2 separate regions of the Homo sapiens genome follow, and region 1 is linked to region 2. A link is a loop called in an ENCODE intact Hi-C map of the cell type or tissue named here. Cell type or tissue: endothelial cell of umbilical vein. All regions are shown on one strand. Each heading gives the region's core, and the rest is flanking DNA. Links, peaks and the distances in the headings are about the cores only. Region 1 overlaps ATP13A4 (ATPase 13A4). Region 2 holds the start of LOC124906319 (a long non-coding RNA gene).

What was found. Hi-C counts contacts between places; a loop is a spot of excess contacts. Peaks named below come from ENCODE experiments on the same cell type or tissue, not always from the same donor. Only the 100,000 strongest peaks of a DNase experiment are listed, where the experiment ranks them.
Region 1: a loop joins it to region 2, with 6 times the contacts of the local background. A loop is called at or near these places in 8 of 110 quality-filtered maps.

The regions. Positions count from the first base shown.
Region 1 is chr3:193,459,297-193,464,681 of GRCh38, forward strand. ATP13A4 (ATPase 13A4) reads right to left here. Exons shown (of 30, transcript NM_032279.4): 13 at 3,466-3,527. Among named protein-coding and RNA genes, the nearest start is that of ATP13A5, 83 kb to the left of the region's middle. In endothelial cell of umbilical vein, for the core only: a CTCF peak has its summit at 2,540 (motif pointing right); DNase peaks (open chromatin) are centred at 1,125 and 2,535; H3K27ac peaks cover 1,683 bases.
Region 2 is chr3:192,564,008-192,569,392 of GRCh38, forward strand. The region is part of intron 2 of FGF12 (fibroblast growth factor 12); the gene reads right to left. It overlaps LOC124906319 (a long non-coding RNA gene), which reads left to right and starts at 2,994. Exons shown (of 3, transcript XR_007096220.1): 1 at 2,994-3,164; 2 at 3,508-3,617. RefSeq lists an enhancer at 2,975-3,024. In endothelial cell of umbilical vein, for the core only: a CTCF peak has its summit at 2,870 (motif pointing right); a DNase peak (open chromatin) is centred at 2,874; H3K27me3 peaks cover 500 bases.

The DNA.
Region 1 (5,385 bases), core at 205-5,204, 900 kb after region 2:
TGAACAAACATCTTTATAAAAAAATAATTTAATATGCTTTGTTGCATTAATAGCCACTCTCCAATCCTCCCACATTAATAGTGCTTCATTCAGCCAAGTAAGTTCACTGAGTATGAGAAAGGTCTCTGAGTTTTTTCTTTTTCTTTTGGATACAGGGTCTCACTCTATCACTCTGTCACCCAGGCTGGAGGAGGACAGTGGCGTGATCTCGATTCATTGCAACCTCTGCCTCCCAGGTTCTAGCGATTCTCCTGCCTCAGCCTCCTGAATAGCTGGAATTACAGGCAGCCACCACCATGTCAGGCTAATTTTTTGTATTTTTAGCAAGGATGGGGTTTCACCATGTTGGCCAGGCTGGTCTTGAACTCCCAACCTCAGCTAACCCACCTGCGTCGGCCTCCCAAAATGGTGGGATTACAGGCGTGAGCCACTGTGCCCGGCTAAAAACATTTTTCAAATGAACACTGCATCCCCCTCTTCCACCCTGGCCTCTTGTGTCCATATCCCAACCATTATCCCCATCATCTCATTTTAGATAAGAACATAGTCTCATCTAAAAAGCTATTAAAATACAACTCAAATGTCATATGCAGGCTTCCTTCACTAATTCAGAGTGGAGGCCATTAAGTTCAGCTTTGGCGTCACAAGAAGAATGTTGTCTGCAGCTTGGTTAGTCACAGCCCCTTCTCAAATGTGCAGCACAGGCGTTGGTTCTCAAAGCAGCTTACCCTATTAGGAGGACGTTTGAACGGTGGAAGCTTCATCCTACATTGGGGCAGAATCTGCTCCTGGGAGCCAGTAAGGGTCCACTTGCTCCCCCTCCTCCACATGCCAACTTCTTTCAAACTTAGGGATCAACTCTGCCGTCCCCTTCACCCTCTCTCCCTCTGGTGTCGCACAGGAACCTCCGGCTGTTCCTCTAATAACAGCTTGATCAGGCCTCCCTCTCACCTTCCTTATTCTTCTTTTTTGGAAAAGTTCCTAAATTTGTCATTGTCTGATCCTGGAGACCACATTTCAAGACAGACAATTACTTCTGATAATATGGACCCTGAATTTATTTAAAGATAACCTTAAGTTGCTGTAGCCCTTTGTTTTGAAAGCAAACACATCTCAGTGTTAACTCACAATTCAGCCACATGGCTTCCTGGCTTTTGCATTCAAGCTTCCTTTTGTCACACTAAGAGTTCAAAAATGTCCTGGCTTCATATTGACCCTGTTAGTTATACTTATTACTATGTCTTAAAAGAGCAGCTCATCTTGGTGGTTTACCACATACCCAATGGTATTTTAGTAAATATCTAAAAGGAAGAGACCACCAGCAGGACAGTTAACACAGAAACTTAAACGCACACTGAAAAGCAAAATACAGATCAGAAAAAAAATCTTATTTTTACTATGAGACGTACACTGTCACTAGTCCGTAATTCTGAGTGTATAATTCTGCATTCGAGAGGATTGGGCCAGACTCTGTTTAGCACAGCAAATACATAAAGCTCTCTATCATTCCTGTCCACCCATTTTTATCTGAGTATTTCTGGTTATCAATCCCTGATAGCCTTTAATAGTTCTTAAAGTATCTGACACAACAATCAGGGCTTTTTGGAAAGGAAGAAATATCAGAGATGAGCTCACCTTTAACAAGAAGGTATTGAATAGTCTATAAGTCAGGTGCTCACTTCTTACCTAGAATTAATTCTGTTTTGTTTCATTTTATTAATTAAATTTGTCATTTTTTATTTTAAATTGTTTTAATCATTGGAATTCAACTTTGATTGGAAGGCAGGAAGGCAGCAAGGCAGGAAGGAAGGAAGGAAGGAAGGGAGGGAAATGAATCATTTACCTAAACATTATATTAATTGTTATTCCTTAAATGTAACAAGTCACTTTTAGAAACAAAGTTTCCAAAGTTTTATGAATAGTTTGGTGTCAATGGAATAAGAAGAACATTCAAAAGACAGAACATATTGAGTTCATTTTAGATGAGCGATTACTGTGCACCTACTATTTGTGCCTAGTACAGAGCTACAGCACTTAGGATGCAAATCTAAATAAGAACAAGACTGCTCTCAAGATGCTCACATATTTGAACAAATGTACACATATTTTGCAGAAGCTGAAACAGAAAAACACTAATGAACCATGAGACAAAGTATATATCCAAATCTATCTTCTAGGAAAAATGAAAGAACTTTAGAGTTTAACACTTTCAGAGGCCTCTTCTGTACACTAAAGTGGTTAGAAGCACGAGGATCACTTTTTTAATCCAGGAATTAGACTTGTTTCTAGATAGCATTTTAATATGACAATTATTAAACTATGTGTAATTAACATTTTATGGATAAATTACATGTCATAATGCAAAAGAACCACAAAGAACCTTTCATGTACAAAATGCTTTGTGATTTAAGTTATAAGTGTTAGAGGAAAAAACTTTCATTTTCAAACAAAACATAAACGTCAAGTGCATCAGAGATTTCATGTTCTGATTCCACGGGAGTTCGTAGTGAGTTGAAAAAGCGGGCAGAGACGCAAACTCAAACATGGCCACAAGAGGGCCACAGGAGAGGACTGTGCAAATCTTTACCACACCATGCTGAGAACTGTCAAAACCGTCTTTTCTTGCTAGGAAAAAGGAGTTTCAGCCAAGTGCAGTGGCTGATGCCTGTAATCCCAACACTTCAGGAGGCCGAGGTGGACGGATCACCTGAGGTCAGGAGTTTGAGACCAGCCTGGCCAACATGGTGAAACCCCGTCCCTACTAAAAATACAAAAATTAGCCAGGCATGGTGGCAGGCACCTGTAATCTCAGCTACTCGGGAGGCTGAGGCAGGAGAATCGCTTGAACCCAGGAGGCGGAGGTTGCAATGCACCAAGATCATGCCACTGCACTCCAGCCTGGGCGACAAGAGTGAAACTCCGTCTCAAAAAAAAAAAAAAAAGAAAAAAGAGAGTTTCCAGCAGCCAGAAAGTAGAGTTCTCAAAATTTGAATACCAAGAAACATGAGTACACTAGCTACGGTTCTACAAATGTTCCTCTTCCTGAAATTCAGGGTACAAAAGTAAGAGCAGTGTCCTTCCTCCTAGCACATCAAGAGGCTTCAGCTTGAACAAAGAATGTTACCTCCTTAAAGGACAGTGTCCTGGTAATGTCTAAATTACTTATACTGCGTCAACTTCATGCTGGAAGCAAATTATATTTTAGCAAGGATTTGAATGCAGTGTCAAAGCTTCATCTCCAGGATTTGTGAGTGGCATGGGACTGGGTTGGGATGGGGGGAAATGTGTGTGTTTTAGGGAGGCTTTGAAGAATTAAAGATGAGAAGTTAAAAGAAGATACTTTGGCAATCATTGTCCACCAAAGCCAAAGTCCAAATGTCTCCATTCTTAATTTCAAGAGAAAACACGGAATTTTGGAAAAAGAGACACTAGAATGCATTTAGTCCAAGAGTCCAAGGTACTCACCCATTCCTATCACAGGACACGACTCCCCAGAGGTCCAAGCCGTCCCTTGTTAAGGTGCCTGTCTAAACAGAAACAAATGCTCCATTTACTCTGAAGATCCAGGCAAGGAGCGGTGGCTCATGCCTGTAATCCCAGCACTACGGGAGGCGGAGGCAAGAGGATCACTTGAACTCAGGAGTTTAAGACCAGCCTGGGCAACATAATGAAACCACCTCCCTATTTTAAAAAAAAAAAAATCCAGTGGCCCCATAGCGAAGACTCCGTAGTGCAGATAAATAAGGTATTTTTGTAATGAGAAAATACTTCACAAACATATTAACAAGATCAGCACTTCAAGGAGGGGCACAATGGGTGGGTCTCTGGAGTGCCCGTTGGAAGCGTTGATGAGCTCATGCCAGTTGTCTAACAAGCTGGCACTTAATCTTTTCAAACTTTAGTGTCCTCCATAACAACAACAAAAAAAGTATCTTCCTCACAACTTCAGAGGATTGTTTTGAGGATCTAATGGTAGACTGAATGGATGTGAAAGTCCTCGATATAAAATGGGTGAGTCCTAGTTTCATAGCAGAAGTTTAAAATATGTCATTAAAATAAGGAATAGAGTGAAATTTTTACCTGCAGGGCACTGTGAACAGACTCGAAAGAAATGGTTTGCTATTTGGTAAAAAAAAAAAAAAAAAAAAAAAAGGTGGTGGTATTTCTCTCAGTGCAATATTATGGTTAAGAATTCAGGTTAGGTTTAAACACCAGTTGTGTGACCAGAGCAAATTAATCCCCCTAAATATAAGAGCTCTTATCTGTAACATGGTCATAATCTCAGAGAGCTGTGGTGAAGATTAAATGGGATAACATAAAGTGTTTCATTTAATATCTAGCATACAGTAAAAGCTAATAATAATCATAATTATTCATAATTATTGCTCATTTTTTATACAAATTGAGGTCACAATTATCTCTCCCACTCCTGTTTCTTTTTCCAGGTCCGAGGATATAATCTCATAAATAGAATGTCATTTCTTACATTGCTAGTTTGATCACAAAATAATATACAAAATGGTGGCAAGAGTCATGTTGACTTTCTGTTCTTGGTAGATCTTTCTGATATTCCAATAACTATAAAATACAGCCCTGATCCCATTAATTCTCAACTATCAAAACCTTCAGTGTACTGTTGAATGAATATAGCTTCAGTTTGGGAAAATAAAAGAAGTTCTCAAAATGAATAGTAGTGATGGTTGCAGAACAGTGAGAAGGCACTTAATGCCAGTGAACAGTACACTTAAAAATGGCTAAAATAGTAAATTTTATGTTATGTGTATTTTACCACATTTAAAAAGTAAATTAAAGAAAGAAGTCAACAACAGCAACAAAAGCCTTCAAATAACCCTCCACTGCTTAAAATATATGTAAACAATTTCTTAGCCACACATTCAAGGTCCACAGATAGCTTCTCCCATTACCAACATCCTGCTCTAGTCAAAACCACACTCTCTTGCTTTCCTGCCTCCAGGCCTCTACCCATGCTCACCTGTTCACAATGCCCTGAAAGGCATTTCCATCTTATTCTCTCACAACTCCCACCTTCACCCCAGCATATGTGTGTACAGACTAAATAAATACAATAAAAAGACGGTAGAATACGAGGCTGGTTGGGAATAACTGGCAAATAATCAAGGGTAATTTTAAGCAATAAAGTACAGATGGGAAAATACAGCAAAAGCTTGATATGAGTATCATAGTAAGGCACAGTTTAATAAACTCTTCCTTTTTTATTTGTTCATTAATTCAATCGATATTTATTGCACACTAACTATATGCCAGGCAATATTCTCAGCATCAAGGATACAGCAGTGACGATAGCAAAGGGTTTAAATTTTCGTCTTTGTATGAAGGTTTTGACTGCAGAGAAACAGGATGCTA
Region 2 (5,385 bases), core at 62-5,061:
GCTTAAAATTAGACTATGTGTAGTTTTTTGTTTTTTTTTGTTTGTTTTTTGTTTTTGTTTGTTTGTTTGTTTTTGAGACACAGTCTCCCTCTGTAGCCCAGGCTGGAGTGCAGTGGCGCGATCTCAGCTCACTGCAATCTCCGCCTCTTGGGTTCAAGTGATTCTCCTGCCTCAGCCTTCTGAGTAGCTGGGATTACAGGCGCCCGCCACCATGCCCGGCTAATTTGTGTATTTTTAGTAGAGACGGGGTTTCTCCATGTTGAGCAGGCTGGTCTTGAACTCCTGACCTCGGGTGATCTGCCTGCCTCAGCTTCCCAAAGTGCTGGGATTACAGGAGTGAGCCACTGCGCCCTGCCGACCATGTGTAGTCTTATTGGAACATCTAGAAGTTCCAGATGCTCCACTTACCTCAGGGATTACATTTTTTCATGTCCACTTTATGCTTCGGGGACAGTATTCTCAGGAAGACTTTCCAACACAAGCCAGCATTTAAGGCAGCAGGTGATATGTGATATGTCTAATGAATTGCTTTTGGAATTGAATCATTGTCTTTCCTACTGTACAAGCTTTAAAATACTTGGTCTTTGGGGTCTCCACACCATCTGCACACTTAAAGAAATCCAAGTGCAACAGAAACCAGTGATCACAGTTCATGATCACATGGAGCACTGTTCCCAAAATGGGCTATAGCAAGTTGATGTAGCTTCAGTGCAGCAATGAGCTTGACATTCTGCATTCCACTGGGTTTGGAATTTTTTAAATGTTTCTGTGTTTTGGTATTCAGAAACAGCATCTCAGGACTGAAATGAAAGATTAGAGGAGAATGTATTTATAGCACAGAATTCCCTTAAGAATGTAAGCTCTTGAGACAAATTGCATTGGTTCTAATCTACTCTCCATTTACTGGCTGTGGGACTTTCCCACACCTTTGTTTCCTCTACATAAAATAGGAATGCTGACATTACTACTGATCTCAAAACTACTGTGTGTATTAAATGAGGTTATCTACATAAAACATTTTGAACAGAGCTTTTTCACTTGGTGAATGCTCAATAAATATTAATCACTGTTTATTAACTAAAAATTTAGCAAGTTTGAAAATTCTCTGATTAATGCATAGACAAATCATGAGATGACTTTAAGCATATTTTGGTAATATAATGAGAGTTCCAAGAAATAAACTGGCTTAAAGCTTAGTGATCCTTCACCTATATGTTTAAAAATCTTATCAAATTACTACAACTTAAAAGTGATAGGTGAAGTTGAAGATGCTAAGACAAATCAAATTCTTGCATTCAAAATAATTTGCATTCTATCAGAGTGCTAATAATAGCAAATATTAGTTGAACACTAAATTATAGGCACTGATGTGAATTCGCTCATTTTATCTGTGTCAGAAATAAAGTTACACATGGCGTAACAATGTTTCAGTCAACAATGGACTGCATAATAGTACAGTGGTCCTATAAGATTATAATACCATATTTTTACTGTATCTTTTCTTTGTTTACATATGTTTAGATACACAAATACAGTTGTCTGTAGTATTCAGCCCAGTAACATGCTGTATAGGTTTTTGTAGCCTAGGAGCCATAGGCTATACCCTACAGCTTAGTTGAATAGCAGGCAACAGCATACAGCCTATTGTATAGTGGGCTATACACTACAGCCTAGTTGTATAGTAGGCTATATGATCTAGGTTTGTGTTAGTATGCCCCACAATTTTCACACAAAGACAGAACTACCTAACAATGAATTTCTCAGAACATATCCCTGTCATTAAGAGACGCATGACTGGGCCGGGCATGGTGGCTCACGCCTGTAATCCCAGCACTTTGGGAGGCTGAGGCAGGCAGATCACCTGAGGTCAGGAGTTCCAGACCAGCCTGATCAACATGGAGAAACACTGTCTCTACTGAAAATACAAAATTAGCCGAGCATGGTAGCACATGCCTGTAAACCCAGCTACTCGGGAGGCTGAGGCAGGAGAATCACCTGAATCCGGGAAGCAGAGGTTGCGGTGAGCCGAGATTGCGCCATTGCACTCCAGCCTGGGCAAAAAGAACGAAGTTCCGTCTCAAAAAAGCAAGAGAGAGGCATGACTGCATATGAAGCAGGCATTAGTAGTATCATATTTCATAGGTAAGGAAACTGAAATAAAGAGCATTTAAGTAACTTGCCTCCGGTTACCAAATCGCTCTACTAGTTAGAGCCAAATTGAGGGATCTCAGTTTCAGACTCAAGGAATCTGGCCTCAGACTTTACTCTCAATCACTGCTCTGTACTCTTTCTATAGTGCTTCATGAAAATCATTCTAGCAGCATGTGCAAGATAAAAGAAAAATAAGAGATCATGGAGATAGGAAGACCAGGTATTAAAATGATCCAGACAGAAAGAAACAAAGGCCTCAAATACACAATAGCCATAAGGCTGGAGAGTATAGAATAAATGAAAGAGATATTGGAGAAAAGAAGCTAAAAAGACTTGGAGACTACCTGTGGAGAGCCTGGGAAAATTTGCAGGAAATGTTAGAATTCAAATAACTGTATTTTATGGATGCCCCTGGATAGGGCACATGCTTTTGTTTCTCTAAAGTCTACAACACTGTCTGTTGTCTCTTTGGCCCATCCCAGTCTTTTAATCTCTAGATTTGTCCGTCATAATATTTCAAATGGTATTTCCAAACCATCTCCTAGTTTCCCTCAAACAAGAACATAGACACTGAACAATTTCACAGTTGTATGACCAGTATTTTTCTAAAATAAAAATTACTTTTTACCCTGAAAATTTATAATTATAAAATTTATGGCTAAAACTATTAAATATAAGAACCAACAACACTAACAACTACCAGAAAGGCCACACGATGGCAGCAAAGTATAGGGTACAAGCAGCAAGAGCCGGCGGCCTAGAGGGTGCTATGCACTGAATTCTCAGATTCCGTCTATTCTCTATTGAGTTCATACATATTAGTCAGCAGCTGTAATGCTAGTAACATTATCTCCACACAGCACCTCACACTTTACAAAACTCCCACAGATACTTTCTCTCGTCTACTTCTTACCACCACTCTGAGAAGTCAACAGGAAAAGGATCATGCTTTGTGTGGAGGATAAAGATGGAAGTTTTACTCCAGGTACTAGAAGCACCTCAGAGGCTCAAAGGTGAGACAAAGATCAAAACTTTGTCGTTGTTTCTTTTAGGATATGATCTGGGGAAATATAATATGAATGGGAATACTCTACCTTCAACTTTAGTGGGGAAAAAAATCTAAGGCTTTTTTAATAGAACTGGGAATTTTTTAAGGGGTTGGGGCTGTAAGTTATTCCTCACCGAAGTTGGAGAAAAAAAAAGGGAAAAGATAAGGAAAGGGAAAGGGCTTTATTTTTTTAAGTAACAAAGGCTAAAAATTTTCTTAGAGATTATTATAGAAAGCTTAACTGGAGAGAAATATGCCTGGGGGGAAAAGCATGTATCCTCCAAATGGTGCTTGCATTCATTTTCTAGGGCGGCTTTAAAAACCCACTACAGACTTGGGGGCTTAAAACAACTCTTCTGGAGGTCTGAAGTCCAAAATCAAGGTGTCCACAGGGCTGTGCTCCTTCCAAAAGCTCTAGGTGAGAATCCTCTCTTGACTTTTTAGCTTCTGTTAATGCCAGGCCTTCCTTGGCTTGTGGTGCATAACTCCAATCTCTGCCTCCATTTTTACATGGTCTTCTCCATGTGTCTCTTTCTTTCTTTCTTTCTTTCTTTCTTTCTTTCTTTCTTTCTTTCTTTCTTTCTTTCTTTCTTTCTCTTTCTTTCTTTCTCTCTCTCTCTCTCTTTTCTTTCTTTCTTTCTTTTTTTCAGAGTTTTGCTCTTGTCGTCCAGGCTGGAGTGCAGTGGCGCGATCTTGGCTCACTACAACTTCCCCCTCCTAGGTGCAAGTGATTCTCCTGCCTCAGCCTCCCGAGTAGCTGGGATTACAGGCACCAGCCATCATGCCTGGCTAATTTTTGTATATTTAATAGAGATGGGGTTTCACCATGTTGGCCAGGCTGGTCTTGAACTCCTGACCTCAGGTGATCTGCCTGCCTGGGCCTCCCAAAGTGCTGAGATTACAGGTGTGAGCACCATGCCCCGCCCTTTGCATGTGTTTCTTATAAGGACACTTGTCATTGGATTTAGGGTCCACCTAGATAATTTGGATTGATTTCATCTGCAGAACTACATCTGCAAAGATCCCTTTTCCAAATAAGATCACATATACAGTTACCAGGGTTTAAGACACGGGGAAATCTTTTAAGGCCACCATTCAACCCACTGTAGTGCTCTTGTGACTGTACTTCCTCCTGCCAGTGGGGAGCTCATGCATGTACACATTATGGACTCCTACCCTTCCGTGTGTTTAGTTGCCATAGAGCAATAATATCTGATCTCTGCTCCAAAATCTGACACCATTTTGCTGTATCCTCTCCTTGGGTTGTCTCCTCACCTGTAAAATAAGAGAGTTAGACCAGCCAATGGTCACAGTCAAAAGCGTTCTTGGTCTAAGAGGAAATGAACAGTAAGGCTTCAGAGAAATGAAAGCATTCATATTTTCTGCCAATTACTTGTCATATTATAGTGGAATCAGCTATCTTATCTCCCTCATTAGTTTTGAGAGTGTTTTTGTTAATTTTTACGTTTTATTAAATATCTGCCTATTGTGGATATTTAATAAATCCTGAGACTATAGAGATGGGCAAGACAGAGTCCTTCTGCCAGGAAATCCATAACCCAGTAGGAGAGACAGATACATAACGTTATCACTGTGAGGTAGTGTTCAAGCAGTAAGGAGAGATCCTTTGCATACATGAGCATAGAGCCCACGTGACCACTCTAGGCTATGGGTAGACTCAGGTATGAGATAACATTTATTCAACCTTCGAGAACCAACTTAAGGGTGTCCTTCATAAAAGACCAACTTATGAAGGGCACACTTACGTTGGTTCTCCAAAGTTGAATAAATGTTATTAGCTGAGCAAAACAGGAGAAAACAGTACATGCGGAATAATCACCATGTCTAAAGATGCTAAAATGTGAAACCAACTGGTTAAGTGCCTTGGATAAAGTACAGCGATGAAAGGTAGAAAAAAAATATTGTCTGCAAAGATAATCTTATGTGAACACTTGCTTTGGGGCCAAGCATCATAGCATATGCCTTTGTATATTATATAATTTCTCATAACAGCCTTTGTGGTAGAATGTCAGTGTAGGTTAAGCTGTGCTGAGGTAACAAACAACCCTCAAATATCAGTTGCTTCATCTAATGAATGTTTATTTCTCATCCACACATAGTCTGCTGTGGATTTGAGTCATTCCTCAGGACAGTTGTCTTCTGTGTGTAGCCTCAGCATTCTATCT